Linked DNA regions of Homo sapiens: region 1 is linked to region 2. The links are chromatin contacts, found by POLR2A ChIA-PET in ENCODE. All regions are on one chromosome and are shown on one strand. The core of a region is the stretch at or near the end of the contact, and the rest is flanking DNA. Distances in the headings are between cores, read along the strand shown. Region 1 overlaps LOC107985151 (a long non-coding RNA gene). Region 2 has its middle 36 kb from the start of LINC00908.

What was found. ChIA-PET counts read pairs that join two places held with the same protein, here RNA polymerase II (POLR2A).
Region 1: POLR2A ChIA-PET joins it to region 2 with 11 read pairs in activated T-cell. The contact joins two enhancer-like sites. POLR2A ChIA-PET finds 5 or more read pairs at or near these places in 2 of 52 experiments (OCI-LY7 and activated T-cell).

What each region holds. Positions count from the first base shown.
Region 1 is chr18:76,654,277-76,660,224 of GRCh38, reverse strand. LOC107985151 (a long non-coding RNA gene) reads left to right here. Exons shown (of 3, transcript XR_001753506.1): 2 at 2,434-2,554; 3 at 3,746-3,908. Among named protein-coding and RNA genes, the nearest start is that of LINC01927, 18 kb to the right of the region's middle. RefSeq lists an enhancer at 1,017-1,518. Within about 2 kb of position 2,549, at least 2 of the 41 ENCODE cell types and tissues checked have a DNase peak (open chromatin) inside an H3K27ac peak, as active enhancers do.
Region 2 is chr18:76,561,170-76,567,208 of GRCh38, reverse strand. No RefSeq gene overlaps it. Among named protein-coding and RNA genes, the nearest start is that of LINC00908, 36 kb to the right of the region's middle. Within about 2 kb of position 2,933, at least 28 of the 41 ENCODE cell types and tissues checked have a DNase peak (open chromatin) inside an H3K27ac peak, as active enhancers do.

The DNA of each region.
Region 1 (5,948 bases), core at 1,300-3,799, 93 kb before region 2:
ACTACACGTCTTTATTTTACCTTCATGTTTTATGGTTTGATATAAAACTACAGTTTTACTATAGCTTTCCACTTAGCATTTCCCTATTTACTTTTTATTTTTATCAAAGAAAATGTCCAATAGAGCCAGACCCTCCTCCAGGCCGTTCTTTTGGTGTTGACCACTGACCCGATCCATTTACGTCATCTGTGTGTACCGGCAACGCTGGCTTCATTCACTTTCTCCTATTGTTGCCTTGTTGTTTTTGGCTGGTTTTCACAGTAGGTCCTAAAATTTCTATTTTTGAAACTCTAAACATATATAAAAAAAAGAGAGAGTAGCATAATGGACCCCTGTGAACACGCACCATGCAGCCTCAACAAAGATCAACTCCTGGGCAGCTGTGTCTCCCAGGCTGCAATACAGGCCACAGTGACCATATTGAAGGCACTGCGGCATCTTCCAGCCTCCCTGCGACTGAGCAACTCACTTCCATTCTAATGCCTTTTCACCTGGGAGCTGCTTGTTTGTTGTTCCCATTTTAAAGCCCTCAAGATCATCTATTGAATGATGGCGTCTTGGAATTCCATGACGACAGACCTGTGATCATGTCTCCTTTCATTCTGCTGGTCCTTGGCAGGTCTCTTACATTTGGGCACTTGTTAGTTCTGTGAACTTTTACTTGACTTCATCCTTCAGACCTTCTACAGAATTTTTTTTTTTTGAGACGGAGTCTCGCTCTGTCGCCATGCTGGAGTGCAGTGTCGCGATCTCAGCTCACTGCAACCTCTGCCCCCTGGGTTCAAGCTATTCTCCTGTCTCAGCCTCCTGAGTAGCTGGGACTACAGGTGCCCGCCACCACGCCCAGCTAATTTTTGTATTTTTAGTAGAGATGGGGTTTCCCCATGTTGGCCAGGATGATCTCGATCTCTTGACCTTGTAATCCACCCGCCTCAGCCTCCCAAAGTGCTGGGATTACAGGCGTGAGCCACTGCGCCTGGCCAGAAATTTTGTTTTATTTTAGTTGTCATTCCTACAAATTCCAGGAGCTGTGATTTAGTCTCTGTCTGCGTGCACGTGTGCGTTCATCTTGCTGTTTTATGAATGCAGCATTTGCCTAAGGATGTTAATATAGATTTTTTAAAAGTTTTTTTCTGCTCTCTTTATAGACTGCTTCCTCTATGTTAATTTTTGTAACTTTCATTATTTTTTTTAAATCAAATCTTTTGTGGTGCTAGACTGTCCTTTCACATTGACGACCAAGGTACTAAAAACCAGACTGAGTCACGGCAGGGCCTGTGGGCTAGGGGCATCATTCATTTCCCCTGTCGGGGGAAGGCCGCCCACCCATGGCTTCTGATTGTCTGGGAGCAGGTGGTCAGGGGCTCCTGCACTGAGGAAACTCTTCCTGGGCCCCCTGCATGGAGCGCCCCCACCCCTGTGAGATGGAGAAGGAGGGCAAGAGCTCCCCCTGTGGCCCAGCTATGGAAGGAGACCCTTTTTGTTGGGCTCCTTGTGGTAAACGACCTCTTCCTGTCCACATCTTCAGCTGTAGACACGTTCCCTGTACTTTACCACCTCTCATCTGTTCCTGCTTTCTGTACCTTGTTGAAATATCTCACTGGCTGCTGTTTTTCCTCTCATTTTCTTTGTTATTATGAATAATATCTTTAAAACTATTATGCAGAGCTTTAGGTAAAAGAGAAGATAAAATCCATCTGGTCAATCCACTGTGTTAAATAGAACATATATTTCTGAAAGTTCTTTTTCTTTCTTTTTCTGATTTCAGTTTTCTTCCCTTTATATATTGTGTCTTTTTTTTTTTGCCACTCATTCCTCTAACCCATCTACCTCCAAGAGACTGATTTCTAAATCTCTCATGATCTCTTCCCTGTTAGAGATCAGATGAGCAACAGACCTTGTTCTGTCTGATTCCTCCAACGTTCTAAGGGAGGAAGTTCTCTCCAGTGTAGACCAAAAATCGACTTGGTGGTCTGTGGTCAGCTGAATTGTTTTTCCAGAATGTAACAGGAGTTTCATGCCCCATCATAACCAGATGTAGCTGAAAGCTTTGGTGAGTTGACCAGAAAAGGTTTCCTCGAGCTCTTCATCATGTGGGCATCTATATATAGACTCTACTGCGATGTCGCCCTCGATCTTAATCCGCCTTGCACAGTCTAGTGAGTGGCTTCAGGTTTCCTGAGAGATTTTATTCAGCGGATCATGGTGTTTCTCCACACGGATGCAGTGTTCCCTGCCATGATACAATGTGAGAATGTGAGAGATTTTTTGCCCTGCAAGGAAAGAACTGAATTTCTCATTAAGTTGAAGAAATTTTTATGATCATTGAATTATTAAGCTCTGGTCTTTTCAGAAAGCTACCAAGGGAAGGGAAGGAAAAAAATAAATAATAAATGGTGTTTTTTGTGCAAAGTTTACATTTTTTTTTTCCAGGGAACAAGAAGGACGCTGATAAAACTCCAGATGGTTTGCTCATCCACGTCTACTCCACACATTTCTCCTAGATGGCGGCACCTCCTTTCCATCCTGACTTGGAGGGGCTTCATTTCAGACGGTCCGTGATTCACATTTTCTTACAGTACTTTGAGCTCTTGAAAGCCCTGGTAGAGATCATTATCATTTCCTGCTTTAGCCTGGCTCCTGAGCTGTGGTGGCTGCATTTCTTTGGTCCTGTTTTTTTATGAGCCTCACCCTTTGAGTACCAATAAAGGCTGCAGTAAAGGGACTGATCCAGACCCAGATAACTGCATGGCCAGAACAAAGTGCCCCAGCCTAAGCACCATGACAATAAATGGAGCTACATTGAAGCAAAAAGTTCCAGAGAAATGGGAAGAGAGGTGCCACAAGAGAGAGCAGGACTCTTAATCTTTTGCAACTAAAAGTTAACTGTTACTTCCACTACTTCAATTTGGAGCCTATTTGAAGGAGCCGTTGACATATGCTTTTATACAAATTTGTTGATCTGTATTTTCCTATATTTACCTTATGCACTCCTCAGTCATAACACTGCTAGAATGTCCTTTGTGTAATTTAAAAAGCGACAATGGAATTTTTTGAAGTATGCAGGGGGAGAAGTGAAAAGAAGATGTCCACAGAGCAGGATGCTCCTTATCCTGGCCCCCATCTGTCATCAGGGGCACTGGGAACAGTCTCTGTTTTTCCTAGGAGCAGCGATCACTTAAACTAATTTACAAAGTAAGCTGATTTATGCCTCTTAACAGTTACTGAGTGCTTAACATTATAGGAAATACAGTCTAGGTCTAAATTACTTACAAGGGATGTTTCAAAAAGTAGTCCTAAAAATTATTCAATCACCAAGAAATTATCCTTCATATAAATGTGTCAGGAGCAGTATGCATTGACATTTTGAGTAAATATTTCAGTTTTATGTCGAATGTATACTCAGTTGCTTCTGAAAAATAGATTGTAAGCAAGCAGATGGGGAAAATATTTCAAAATGGAATTTAAGAGGATCAATTGTATTTAGAATCAGTTGTATTAGAAATACAGCATAATAAGAGGTATCTTTCTCGGAGCTGTAGGTATTGTTATAACCTGGGATTTGTTTCCTGTACATCTGGATATAGATCATTATGTAAATAAAAGAAATGCCTTTTCAATATTCAAAAGTGTTTTTTTTCTTTTTGAAGCACAGCTAGTTATGTTTTGTTAATAAGGGAACATTAAATCTTTAATTTATTCCAAATTTTACTCACGATACTCAAACTGCTCTCACTCATTTTAGGTTGAGACTTTTCCAAGCCAGGATTGGGCTGATGCAGGGGACCTCCTCCGAGCAAGAGGGTGCATGCCATGGATGACAAAGGCAGGAGCTGCTCAGTCCAAACCCGGGTCCCCCAACCACCGTCTAGTGGACGTGTAACATCGGGCAAGTGATGCAGCTTTCCTCTCGCATTTTCCTATAAAATGGAGCTAAATATAGTCCCTACCTTATAGGGTTCTTATGAGGATTAAGTGAGTTAATGTGGAAAAATCTCTCACGACAGCAATTGGTTATTGGTGTCATATAAGGGGAAACATGGACTTCCTCAGATAATGCCAACGATTGACCCTTTCCTGCTGGGTATGTCCAGACAGTAAAACTCCTCTGTGCTTCAGAAAGTAAAGAACTGGTTCCATAGATGTGGGACATGAGCAGGGGTGGTGCTGTTGGAAATTTTGCTTTTTTGTTTAATGTGAACAATACCATTTGTTCTTGAGTGGTTTTGCCCAGGTATTATAGGCAAGGGGTCTTTGAAAAATGAATTTATGGCCAGAAGTGGCTGTATCTTCTCAAGCAAAGCCCTCGGTGTTTACTGATACCATCAGTAACTGAAGGCTATTCTGGTTAGGGCTGAAATTCTTTTCCTTTTACAGAAGTTGGAGACACCAGATAAAAGACACTAAAAAGTTATAAAGTAGATTTAGTGTTGAGTACGTTCCAGCATTCTCCATTAATTGTGTGGTTTCAAATAGCAAAGGGCTACCTCCTCTTGAAGACAACTCATGAGAGGATCATGGGGAGGAGATGGGTCCTGGAGGACCAGGAGCAGGGAGACACAGCCATTTCTGGGAAGAGCCCGTGGAAAGGGCATCCAGCCAGACTCCAGATCCCTCGTTTTTCCTTTGGCCAACTTCATTGCATCAACTTGTAGTTGATGTACTACTAGCAAATTGTAACAGTGTGTAGACTACTTAATAGGCGATCAAGTGGACCAAGAGGAAAAGTCGGACCTTCCTGGGGCACACATGCAGGTAACATGGAAACTGTAGTCACTTCCTGGTGCCACCTCTTAGCCAGGCGGTGTCCTTAGTGATATTGCTTATGCCTTATTCTCGCCCTGTGTGGTTACGATCCTCCACTGCACAGGTAATGAACATGAGGCACTGAAGGTAACCTGCCCAGTGTCCCACAAGGCTGTGGTGTGAATGTTTACATCACCCAAAGCATTGAAATCCTAACTCCCAAGGTGGTGGTATTTGGAGATGGGGCATTTGGGAGCAGATAAGGTCATGAGGCTGAAGCTCTCATAGATGGAATTAGTGCCTTATAAAAGAGGCCCCAAGAGAGACTGCTTGTCTGTCCCTTCCACTGCGTGAGAACACAGCAATAAGGTACCATCCACGAACCAGAAAATGGGTCTTCAACAGACCCCAAATCTGCCTTGACTGTGGACTTGCCAGCCTCTAGAACTGTGAGAAATACAGTTTTGTTGCTAATGAGCCACCCAGCCTATGGTACTTTGCTATAACAGCCCAAACAGACTGAGACACAGTGAGTGGACCCTGTGACGCCAGAGTCTGTCCCTTGGCCACCACTGTTGAAGGCCAAAAGGGTGAGGGTCGTGATCAACTCAGTGCACCACTGGAGGCCATATGGGTAAACAGCAAACTGTTCTCATGAAAGCAGGATGTTGGCAAACTGACAAACTGCATCTGCAGCCCAGAAGGAATGCTGAGGGCAGTCACAACCCAGGCACAAGTGTTGCTTGGGATTAGACGCATCTGGAGCCTGTTAGCAATAATGTGAACCTGTGATCAATTAAGCAGCTGACCAGTCTCACCTCCTCCTCCCTGTTCTTTCTACCCAATAAATACAAAGGGCTGGAGAAGCTCAGGGCTGCTGCCTTTGCTCACTAGAAGCGGGGAGCTCTCTTCTTCCCCTGGCCCTTTCCTTTAAAACAGTTTCTTTTGTCTTAAGTTTTCATTTCTATGTTCATCCCCCTTCATTCAGTCTCATAATGACGGTCTCAAGTAGTAACAGTAGTAATTGTCATAATGATGGTCTCAAGTAGTAAGAGTAGCAATTGTCATAATGACAGTCTCAAGTAGTAACAGTAGTAACTGTGGTAATGACAGTCTCAAGTGGTAACCGTGGCAGTCTGTCACACACCACCTGTCTTTCTTCCTAACTGCTCAGTACCTGGCTCCCTGGTGCACTCATGAGA
Region 2 (6,039 bases), core at 1,684-4,183:
GACAGAGACAGAGACAGTGAGAGAGAGACAGAGAGAAGGAGAGAGAGACAAAGAAAGAGAGACAGAGAGACGGGGGAATGGGGGAGAGAGACAGAAAGAGGGAGAAAGACAGAAAGACAGAAACAAAGAGAAAGACAACGAGAAGCAGAAAGAGGAAGACAGAGAGAGGCATAGAGAGAGAGACAGAGCGAAACAGAGACAAAGAGATACAGAGAGAGAGACAGAGAGAGAGAGACAGGTAGGGGAAGGGAAGAGGGAGGGCTCCTCCTGGTCCCGGTGGCCAATGTGAAGGCCAGAGGGAAGCAGGGAGCCCTCCTGGGCAGCTCCTCAGGAAATAAGGGGAGAGGACAGCCTCTTTCAACAGATGGACCAGTCTTTGGGAGACAAGCTCTCCCCATGGGATGCCATCTCTCTTCTCCACCCTGTGTCTTATGAACGTGGCCTTGGTGCAGGGCCTCCCTCTTCAGACCCAGCAGAAGTGGCATTGCATGCACACCAGTTTGAGTGGCATAGTTAAGTCCCAGTTGACCGAAGTCCCAACCTACACTTAGACTTTCTCAGACCAGTGGCCACCTCCTCCGAAGTCCCCCAGAGAAAGAAACCCCTGCCTTCTGTGCTGGCTTTTAGGAACTCCCAGGATTACCCAGCACTCTCCCCGTCCTCCGGAGAGGTGGGATCCGAGGAAAGGGCGAGCCCAGACACAGCGCCACGTCAGAAAGTCCCGTCATGGCAGGGCGCGGGGGCTCACGCCTGTCATCCCAGCACTTTGGGAGGCCGAGGCGGGCGGATCACAAGGTCAAGAGATTGAGGCCATCCTGGCCAACATGGTGAAACCCCGTCTCTACTAAAAATACAAAAAATTAGCCGGGCCTGGTGGTGGACGCCTGTAGTCCCAGCTACTCGGGAGGCTGAGGCAGGAGAATCACTTGAACCCGGGAGGCGGAGCTTGCAGTGAGCCGAGATCGCGCCACTGCACTCCAGCCTGGGTGACAGAGTGAGACTCTGTCTCAAAAAAACAAACAACAACAACAACAACAACAACAAATCTTTATCTCCCTACTATTCCTAGCTAGAATTGCTCCCTGAATTCCACGGTGTCCAAGCCTAGGGGGCATGTTTCTGTAATGCTCCTGTGGCAATGGATACACAAGTCCCTCTCTGGGCTTGGGCCCTTATTCAGGGTTTGGAATGGATTCTTGTGTAAGATCCAGCCTGATTGCACGGTGCAAGCCACCATCTGGAACAGCGGAAGATGATCGAATCGCATTGCGAAATACAAAACACGAAACTTTTTCCTGTGTTAAAAATACTTTTAAATAATGGAACCAATCTGATAGCATGTTGAGAAAAACTTCACTACCCACAAAAGCTAGGAAGAAAAAGTCACGCTAGGGTTTCTTCCTTTTGCCTGAGTTGCATTTTTTCCAGTTTTAGAACATCATTACCTTTGCAAACAAGGATTTTGCTATAAAAGCATTCTCACGTATATTTGCCTTTTTGTAGGTACTGATGTCACCTTGAGCCAAAGGAAAACAACGAGCCATAAATCAGTGTATGAATGAGCAAAGGAATACCATGGCGCAGAACATCGTCATTCCGTCTTCCTCAGGTGCAAGCAATCGCAGGATGGTTGAGACTTTACAGTCTTCTGACAGCTCTGCCCACATGAGTGCCGCATGCACATGTGAAACAGCTATCATTAAAACTGCGCTAGCAGCTAAGGAGTAAAAAGGAAAACTTAACCAAAGCCGTGACATCCCCTAAAGGATATATTTCACCAACGCGATGGAGCTGCTGGAACCTGGGCGGCCAGATGCAAATGACCCGAGCAAAGCCGCCTCCTCATTGGCCAGACCTCTTCTCCTCCCACACTCTGAAATCTGAGTCCCATCCACAAATATCCTCAAGTCAAACTCTAAGTACAAAAACATCTAAGAAATGTTGCCTGCACAAAAGCATTTTTGCTCCGAGAAAGGGAATTTCTGACAAAGTCTGGGAAGACAAAGGGACAATTTGGGACAGGCACAAACTGATTATAAACATGCTTTCTTTAATTAAATGATAAAATGTTAAATAAATCTTCTTTAGCACAAAAATACTGAAAGTCTGTACTCAGCAAACAAAATGAATCAGCAATTTTTTTTTCAAGCCTTCAAGGTTAGTGAATTGACCTATCACTCTGGCTAACATATCTTAGGCTTCCTAATATGTTAAAAAGCTTTGGAAAATTTGGAAGGCAATATTCTAGCTCCCAGGAGGCCAACACCTCCTGACACCTAACATCTAGCTTTGAGAGGCAAGACAAGAAGCCCACAGAGATGTGAGCTCTGCACAGGACCAGACGCCCTGGAGATCCTGTTAGGAGGTTGCACACAGATGATCTCGATCACCAACCCCCAGCAGGAATCTTGCCAAATCGGTATGAATATGTCCATTTTACGGATGCAGAAATGGAAGGTGAAGAGGCCAAGGGATATGCCCAAGGTAACAGAGCTAGGAAGCAGCTGAGATGGAATTCTGACCCAAGTCTCTTTAACATCAACTGCATCCACCACTATAGTCTGTGAACCATTAAGTAACGCCATATAAATGGCAAATTGCTTTTACATTATTCATGAAGTGAATTGACATTATTGTTTCTGCCTTTAAGAAAGAATTAAGGACAACAGCCACGAATTCTGACTACATATATCGAAGGATGAGGGACCCAATACGTAAATGAGAGAAGTTGAGGGACCTCATGCCCTAGAAATCGGCCACTGTTGTTTTCTTAGAGAATTCACCGATGTAATGCTGTTCAGAGCATTTTGCTGGCACATTTTAGCATTGATCATTGTACGAATCCTTTCAAATTGCATATAGCAGATATGAGTCACTTTCTCATTTTGCAAAAGAGGGAACTCAGGTTTAGACAAGTCAGATGACTCATCTAAGATCATGCCGTTGGAATTCTGAACCCAGATCACCTTACTTGAAATTCCACGATTAAAAAAAAATTAAACCTGGAGGAGGCTACATCCAGTCTTCTCAGTGACACCTGTTCTAAAGTCTATTCAGAAATTCACGTTTTCTGAGGACTTTTGGAAAGTCATCTGGAGAAAACTATCATCGGATTCTGTAGCCTCTAAAAGTATTATTTTTATGTAGCCATTCATCCTCTAGAAGGGAAATCATTGGTCCTATAGATGGACTGAAGATGTGAAGGGCCTAATGAGAGTCACCCTCAACAGAAAGCCAGGTCCTCATGGCCAGACTGCTCTCGTCTCTGCTGTGTCCTGCCATTACTGTCATCCCAGAAGAGGTTCCTCACTCACATGTAAGGAAAACCAGCCTTTTATTACAAACACAGGGGATCCAGACAAAGATGGTTCAACTGCCTTCACAAGACCAACGTGACTCATGCTCGTTTGATAAGCATTTAATGATTTTTTTTTTTTTTTGAGATGCAGTCTCACTCTGTTGCCAGGCTGGAGTGCAGTGGTGCGATCTTGGCCCACTGCAACCTCCTCTTCCCAGGTTCAAGTGATTCTCCTGCCTCAGCCTCCGAAGTAGTTGGGACCACAGGCACGCACCACTACGGTCAGCTAATTTTTGTATTTTTAATAGAGACAGGGTTTCACCATGTTGGCCAGGATGGTTTTGATCTCTTGACCTCGTCATCCACCCACCTTGGCCTCCCAAAGTGCTGGGATTACAGGTGTGAGCCACCACACCCGGCCGCATTTACTGGTCTTGAGTGCACAAGTGCAGCTCCTGCATCAGTGGGCACGGTCTCTGCCTCCCCATGGACGGGCATCTTCGGGACTCTGGTGTCAGCGGTAGGAGCGCACCTGTCCTGTCTCAGGTTGGCCCTGCCCATCTCCCCAAGAGGGAGAGATGCTGAACCGGACGCCACACAGACGCAGCAGCCACTGGGAGCCGAGCCGGCCCAGGCACCTCCGGTGGCAGAGGGACGTCCAGATAGCAGGGACATCGGTGACTGGCAGGTCTGCAGGGGAACAGTGGCCTCACGGAGCACGGACGGGGCAGACAAAAACCAGGTCTGTTGTAGAATGAACCCACCCCATTGAGGAAGTGGCTGGCGCTGGGGCAGAACAGAGGCTATCCCAACGGTGTCCTGGCAGAGGCACCATATTCCAGGCTTGTCCATCCAGAAACTTTAATTTGGCTCTGTTCTGGTGGTGATTAGACCGTCAGAGCCCACCCCAGCTCACCCAAGCCAGAACTCACCCATCTATTGACCAGGATTACACAGCACTCAGCACATATGTATGGAGCGTACGCCGTGCGTCTAGTGAACAAAACAGACAAAGCTCCCGGTTGCTGTGGAGCTGATTGTACCCCAGGAGAATGTGCTGAGTTTTGGTAAGATGCCTCCTTTCTATGATTCTTATATTTACCCTCTTCCCCGTGAGGTGTCTGGGACATTGAAATTCATAATCAGCTGCGTGTTGCTGCACACGTTCAGAGAAAAGAGCATCATTTATTCGGCAAGGACGTTTCTCCAGGCCTTGCCCACGGAGAGTCCCTTCCCACTGACTGCACGCTCAGGCCCGCGCCCTTTCTGCGGTCCAGTCGCACAGCAGCCAAGCCCTCGGGTGGCCGCAGTCACCCAGCTTGCGCTTGTGCGTCCCGGGTGTCCTCAGCAGGAGCAGCCTGGGGTTATTGCTACAGACCCATCACAGCACACCTGCAAACTCAACCGCAGTCAGGAAAGCGTTCTCCACACCCTGCTCGGAAGAGGGTCGCAGATCTCAGGAGTGGCCAAAGCCTCTTCCCTGCATCTGAGACATTTATGCAAGGCCAGCGCGGTGCAGAAGGGCTGGAGCTGGGTCCCAGAGGCTGGGGGACAATGGAGAGGATGGGGCACCACAGTCCCTGCTGAGGGGATGGGCGGGGCACCTGGGGATACCTTCTTTTCTCTTCAGGACTAGCACTTGGATGACAAGCCTGAGAGGCTCCTCAGGAAGCAGCCGAGGGCAGGGGTTCCGACACTTTCTTTTCTTTTTTTTCTTTTTATTATACTTTAAGTTTTAGGGTACATGTTTATTACGGCACTATTCACAATAGCAAAGACTTGGAACCAACCCAAATGTCCAACAATGATAGACTGGATTAAGAAAATGTGGCACATATACACCATGGAATACTATGCAGCCATAAAAAAATGATGAGTTCGTGTCCTTTGTAGGGACATGGATGAAGCTGGAAACCATCATTCTCAGCAAACTATCTCAAGGACAAAAAACCGACGCTTTCTCTTTCAATCCTCAAGGCCTCCAGTTATCCCTGGGAGAGGAAAGCTCCAGAATTTTCACACATTTCTTCTTCTCACAGGCTAGAATGCTAAGAAAAAGGTTAAGGAACTGGATATTGAAGACGGCAATCGTCCCTTTTTAAAAATACTTTTTTTTTTTTAGGAGGAAACACTAATGCTGTCTGGAGTGTCACCTCCTGTCCTTGCAAAAATAAAAACCAACAAAACAAAAATGCCCTCTGGCCAACAGAATGGACAGGATGAATGCTGGGTCCATGCAGGGAGAGTCGGCGATGTGGCTGCGGAGAGAGACAAGGCCCCATGGAGGCATCCTCATCCGTCCTAGGACCCAGGAGTGAGGCCACGGCAGCCAGCACGGCAAGTGCAGTTACAGAAACGCCCAGTTACACACAAGCAAAATGCGACTTGGTGACACAAAGTTTAATTCCCTTTCAACTGAACTGTTGACTCTGACCCTGACATCCAGTCCTCTGCCTCTGAGGCAGGGAAGTACCTTGCTCAGATAGGAGCCCTCCGTACTCCCCACCCCAAATGCTATCAGGGCAGCTCGGGAGTAGGAACCCAGCAGTGTGGACACACACACTCTCAGGGAGCCACACGCACGTACACACACATACATGCACACACACTCACAGGGCCCATTCATTACACGTGGCCAGGACCTTTCACAGCGAAGATAAATCAGTGCCTCTTTCTAGTCCTCAACTAATTTAAATGAAGCCATCACTACTGTCTAAGAGAAGGTTTCTTTTAACTTTGTT